2 separate regions of the Homo sapiens genome follow, and region 1 is linked to region 2. A link is a loop called in an ENCODE intact Hi-C map of the cell type or tissue named here. Cell type or tissue: chondrocyte. All regions are shown on one strand. Links, peaks and the distances in the headings refer to the core of each region. The heading gives the core; the rest is flanking DNA. Region 1 has its middle 240 kb from the start of LINC01163. Region 2 has its middle 21 kb from the start of FOXI2.

Evidence for each region. Peaks named below come from ENCODE experiments on the same cell type or tissue, not always from the same donor. Only the 100,000 strongest peaks of a DNase experiment are listed, where the experiment ranks them.
Region 1: it touches region 2 in a loop (4-fold over the local background); 2 of 110 quality-filtered maps call a loop at or near these places.

Annotation. Positions count from the first base shown.
Region 1 is chr10:128,529,192-128,532,110 of GRCh38, forward strand. No RefSeq gene overlaps it. Among named protein-coding and RNA genes, the nearest start is that of LINC01163, 240 kb to the left of the region's middle. In chondrocyte, for the core only: CTCF peaks have their summits at 1,301 (motif pointing left) and 1,502; no DNase peak of the experiment used is centred there.
Region 2 is chr10:127,714,704-127,717,622 of GRCh38, forward strand. No RefSeq gene overlaps it. Among named protein-coding and RNA genes, the nearest start is that of FOXI2, 21 kb to the right of the region's middle. In chondrocyte, for the core only: CTCF peaks have their summits at 1,282 (motif pointing right) and 1,499; no DNase peak of the experiment used is centred there.

The sequences.
Region 1 (2,919 bases), core at 233-2,732, 810 kb after region 2:
GCAGATACTCAGAGTGTCTGGGCTGGTAAAAACGCTGAATCCAATTGAAACCTGAATGACAAAAAGGCTGGGTTGGGGAATGTGACAGTCCAGGCACTTGCCTCCTTCATGCCTCGTGGGAAGCGTTGGGTCTTGAACTCCTTGTGAAATCTTCAAACACATAATAAGAATTAATCGCCATTAGTTCTCTATTTTAACAGCTGCCTGCTACCCTCATGGCCCTCCGCAGCTGCGGACTTCTCTCCCTTTGCTGACATCATAATCCCATTACAGCTGGAAACCTGCACACATAAAATGCAGATTTAAGCTTATTTTGAAACAATTTATACTTGTTAATTGCTCCAGTCTATATCACAGGCAGAAAATCACAGCTCTCCTTGGGCAGCCCATCTCCTCGCCAGAGGCAGGAGCTTTCTCCTTCTTTATCTGGTTAACAGTGGACCCAAATGCACAGCCAGATCTGGTGGCTTTCAAGTTACTGATACATTTGTGGACTGGATTTGTCCAGAAGTGGCATCTGTCCATCTGCCACTTGCTCAGCTCTCTCCCCAGATGGACCTCGCTGGCGGCTAAGAAAACGCCTTGGAAGCAGGTGAGCCTCGGAAGGCGCTTGCCCAGTGCAGTGGCCACTCTGGGCTGGCTCACTCCTATTTTCTCAAGGAAATCACAGGGACTGTTTTCTTGACTTGAAAGTCTAGTGGGAGAAATTGATTTCCTGGTTTGATTTGTGCACTTTTTCAACTCGACACTTCTTGACCGACGTGCTCTGTCCCTTGTATTTGTGCCTCATTTTCACACAAGTTTGTACGCTTGCAGCGTACAAGCAAGCCTGCAGCTTGATACATGAATTTCTCCTGACTGTGGTTGGTGCAGGCTATTAAATCTAACGAAAAATAATTACTTAAAGAATTTGAGTGCACGAATACCTGTGTGTGTGCATGAGACGTGCATGAACATAGTAACAGGGCTATACATAGCATGTTTTATCCTGATTCTGAGACATTGGTGGGTGGGGTCTCTGTGATTAAATTAACCATAGATAATTATTTTGTCTTTTAGGAAATTGTATTGTAACATTATTAGAGGAACGCAGGATGAAAACTATTTAAAAATCTGCCGTGTTAAGAAATTAAGTCAGTTTGGACTCATGAGCACGTCAGGAATATGATGCAAAAGCTCTGGCGGGAAACAGACACACCAACATCTTAAACCACAAACAAGAGCCCTGTTTATGTTTTGAAATGGTTCCGAATGAACTGGTTTTTATGTTAAAAGGTTCTTTTCCACCCCATGTTTTTAATCTGGTGATTTTTGTAGCCCCATCTGCTGTTCATTAGTGGAAGTGCCTAGTTAAGGATTATGAAAGGTCTGAAATGTTTTTTGTTTTTTCTTACTCCTAGTAGCATTTTGGATTTTAACTGCTAAGAGGCACCTAGAGAAATGAGTCATCACGCTTTCTGATGACCAAACCATCAAATTTAGACTATCTAGTACAAACTATCAAATTTACACTACTAGTTTTAAAAAATCAAATATGATAGGAGAATGGCTTTTTAAAAGAATGAACTTAGAGGTCACCCAAGTCTGCCAAATACGTGGTATCACTCAACAAGAATTTGAACCCTTCTCAGTTTCAGGCTCTGGCTTCTGTAGCAGACAGTTCTTTAACTCTGAGGCTACAACAGCAGATTGAATTCTGAGCCTACAAAGATGTCCTTATTCCAGGTTAAACTTAGAGGTCATTTGGGTAGAAATCAATTCTTGCCTCCTCCATGCAAAGACAGACTTTGGCAAGCTTGACTTAGTGGCCCCCACAAGAAGGAATCAGGCTTTAGGTTCAGTCTTTGGACCCCTCCCCAGAGTGGGGAGTTCTCCAGAGGTGAACCCCACGAAGCTTCCCAAACCCCATCCTTTGGCACCCTTCATCACCACCTGCTGTTGTCATTCAGGAGTTTTTCCAAGAGTGTGATGAATTGCCAGGCCCATCATGCCTCTGATCAAAGAATATGGCATCCCAATTTGGCCAACAACTGAGTCAGGATTATTCATCCTGAATTGCCAAGTGTCTCTTTCTCTGGCAATATTTAAATGGACTTCAGTTTTGATTGACATCCCTTGGACAGCCTCCTCCTGGCCCTCGTGTCCCAGCACATCTCATCTTGCTCTCAGGATAGAGTTGAGCTCCACCAAGCAGACAATGTTCCCTGCACATGATAGACCTTGCTAATGTTTTATTCTTACTACAGAGCTGTGATACTCCTTTTTTAAATCAGCTGGCAGCCCAGTAGCAATTTCTGAGCTGAAACACAGTGGATCTATCCTACAATATATACATAAATATTTGGTCTGCCTAATGAAGGAAATAGCCAGCACTCATTTTGTTATTTTTCTCTTCACTATATACCATTATCGCAGTCCTAATGACAGCTCAGAGAAGACCTTAGCTCAAACCCTGCCTCCCCTGAGTCTCATGTTTGAAGAGGGGTTCTTGAAACTATACTCTTCATGCTAGATGGAGGAATATACTTTGGAAACAATGTGGAGGGGGTGAGATTCAGGACTAAGAATGTTCACTGCCGAAACATAGCTGTGGGAGGAAATTTTTTTCATAGCAGTTTCAGCTGATTACTAAAGAGAGTAAACATAGTCTACACACCACACACACAAACACACACACACACACATGATCTGTGTATTAATCTATGATAAACATTAAGGCTTCCTAAATTCCTAAATGAACCAATTGCACATCTTCCACCCATCACTTCACTGTTTGGACGTTTACAAAACCTAATGATGGACAAGTTTGTTCTTTCCTCAATTGAATGTCATCATGCATATCCAAATTGTGTTTCCATTGGAAATTCAGATCTGTTCCTAAATATGGTGCCAGGGAGAGCTTCTCCTTTCCTTGTTGAG
Region 2 (2,919 bases), core at 151-2,650:
ATTTCACCGCCACTTAGGACAACATTCGGGCTCTCATGTCCTTTTGATCCCTGCCACAAGGGATCATCTCTGAGCCAGGACAGGGGACAGGTGTCAACAATTTGTGCAGCAGCAAGATCAAGAAGACCACGTAGGCCTTCCTCATTTCTGGAGAGTCAGTAACCTTCAGACATGACAGCTGTACTTTCTTTTTGTGGTACCTAAACACAGCAAGTGCCAACGCTGGAGCAATGGTACCCTCATTAAGGTGTGTCTCATGATCTCCATCTGCATCTCTGGCAGGAAGTTGGGAGCCGGGCCCCCTGGGCCCTCCTGCATATGCTGGCCCAATTCAGCAGCAAACCCAAAGCAAGGTGGCTGGAGTCAGGAGACACTGATTCAACTAAAGCAATAAAATTAAAGTAATTCAAACATAAAACAATTTCTGAAGTCTAGTCAATACAAGGTGTGGCCAGGGTTACATCTGGGTAGCAGCAAGGAAGGGGTAGAAATGCCCCAGCAGCCAAGAGCATCCTAACAGGATGGATAGATTACCGTAACTATTTCAAAGTAAAAATCAGGACTTAGACTCCCCTATAACTGGTAAGCTACAGTGGTAAAGAGCAGGTCTCACTCTCCTTTACAAATCCGAAGCTAAGGATTAAAGGATGCCACAAGATGAAATGTGAGAGAGCTTCTCACCCAGTCTGATCATGTGCACGTGAAGTGGGTGTGGGGCTCTACTCGAGGTCACACTGGATGGAAAAGCAGGAGCCCAACCTGACCCCTGGCTCCCTGGCGCTCCCTGCTGCCACCACGAAACTGGATGAGCTTAGGTTCATGATCAGTGAGACTTTATATTCATTCCACATTCAGTATTTAAAAAAAAATCAAGGCAAAATAAAAAAAGTGTTTAACGACAACAGGTCTTTCTCTTAAAAAGAATAGTCTTACTGCAAGCTCCTGCGTATTTGCTAGCATTATGTTACAACAAATTCAGTAGATTTATCATAAAAATTGACATGTAAAATCTTAAATACAAATAAAAAATACAAGAGAAAAGTTTGAGAATAAAACAAACCTACCCTCTCTGTAGGAAATTTTTCACCCATAAAATACTAAAGGCTATGCCCTTAAAATAAATTTCACCAAAAATATCTTTATTGATGACTATGGATTCTGAACATTTCTTTAATAAGGAAGGAATGGAACTTGAGCCATCTATTACATAAAATAAACATGGGATTTTTTCCTTATCAAATGAAGCTACTTGAGGAAATAGACTCTGTCACCTTCCACTAGATGGCATTAAAGTCACATAATTAAGGACAGAAAAATTCACAGAGGAATGATCAATACACAAAACTACCATAGGGAATTCATTCTCCTTCTCACCCTCACCCCCAGATTATTGGAGTTTGCTGTTTGTTTGCTATTATGAGGACAAACCATGCTCATTATAAAAACACTTTTTTGAAAAACCAATAGAATAATTAGAGAAAAAGTGCAGTCTTATTTACCACCCTAATAACATTAGCTACATGTATGGTGCCGGGAAACGTGCAAAGTGCTTTATATGCATGGTTTCATTTAACCCGGATGGGAAATGAAGCCCTGTGAGATGATTATTATTACTGTGTTACAGATAAGAAAATTGAGGGTCCAGGTTAACTCATCCAGGATTACACAGGTAATAACTGACAGGACTAGGATTCTTGCCTGAGTCAATCTGACCCTGCAGGCTGACATCTCAAACACTTTTTCTCATCGCCAAAGTCAAGCACGCTTAGCATCTTCCCTCTCAGTCTCTGAAAGGGTCTGCTTATCTGTGGAGATACAACACAACAAAGGTTACCACGAACCTAAAAGTCCTTAGATGATCCCAATGCTTGCCATAAATTTTAACACTCGATCAACCTATATAAATTCCATCACACCTAATTATTTAACACATACGGGGAAGAATAGAAATATTGTGTAGGTAAATGACCAACTGTGTTTTCCAACTTCTTATTTCTTAGCAAATTTAAGGCTTTAAACTTAAGTGGCATGAAATGAAATGACCCTAACTATATGCCAAAACAAGAAACCACTGAGAAAAATATTTCAAGTGACTCTGTAACATAGTCCTTTGACTGTATGTCATTACTGGGATCTATTTTTTAAAGACAGGTCGGGCGCAGTGGCTCATGCCTATAATCCCAGCACTTTGGGAGGCCAAGGCACGCAGAGCGTTTGAGGTCAGGAGTTTGAGACAAGTCTGACCAACATGGTGAAACCTCATCTCCACTAAAAATACAAAAATTAGCCAGGTGTGGTGGCGCATGCCTGGCTCAGCTACTCAGGAGGCTGAGGCGGGAGAATCGCTTTAACTCAGGAGGCGGAGGTTGCAGTGAGGCGAGATGGCACCACTGCACTCCAGCCTGGGCAATAGAGTGAGACTCCATTGCAAAAAACAAAAACAAAAACAAAAACAAAAAACTACCAAGGAATCTTAAATCTCTTAAATCTCATTTAGTAGTTTGTTAATACTAACACTTATAAGGTAATTTGAAACTATACAGGTATACTGTAAGATAACACAAGAGATAATTGTGTTGATATTATTAGAAACCAAGATTTTCAGTATAAGAGAAATGAGATACAAGTAGAGGGTAAATGTAGGTTTTTTAAAGGCCTGTAAGTATTTAATTTAAACAAGAAGCATATGATTTTTAGAAATATGTTTCCTAGTTCTGTCCATTGAAAGGTCTAGAAGCAAGGTTACCCCTTCCCCAGGAAACTTAGACCGCCAGTCCCATCATTTGGTTTCTCTTACTGTTCTTTCTGAAAAGGAATCCAGGACCACTGGAGAAGTAGCCTATTTAATATCAGGGTCAGGGACTGTACAAAGCGAGACTGGGCCAGCTCGTGTCAGAAAAGAAGGAAACATCTAGAGAC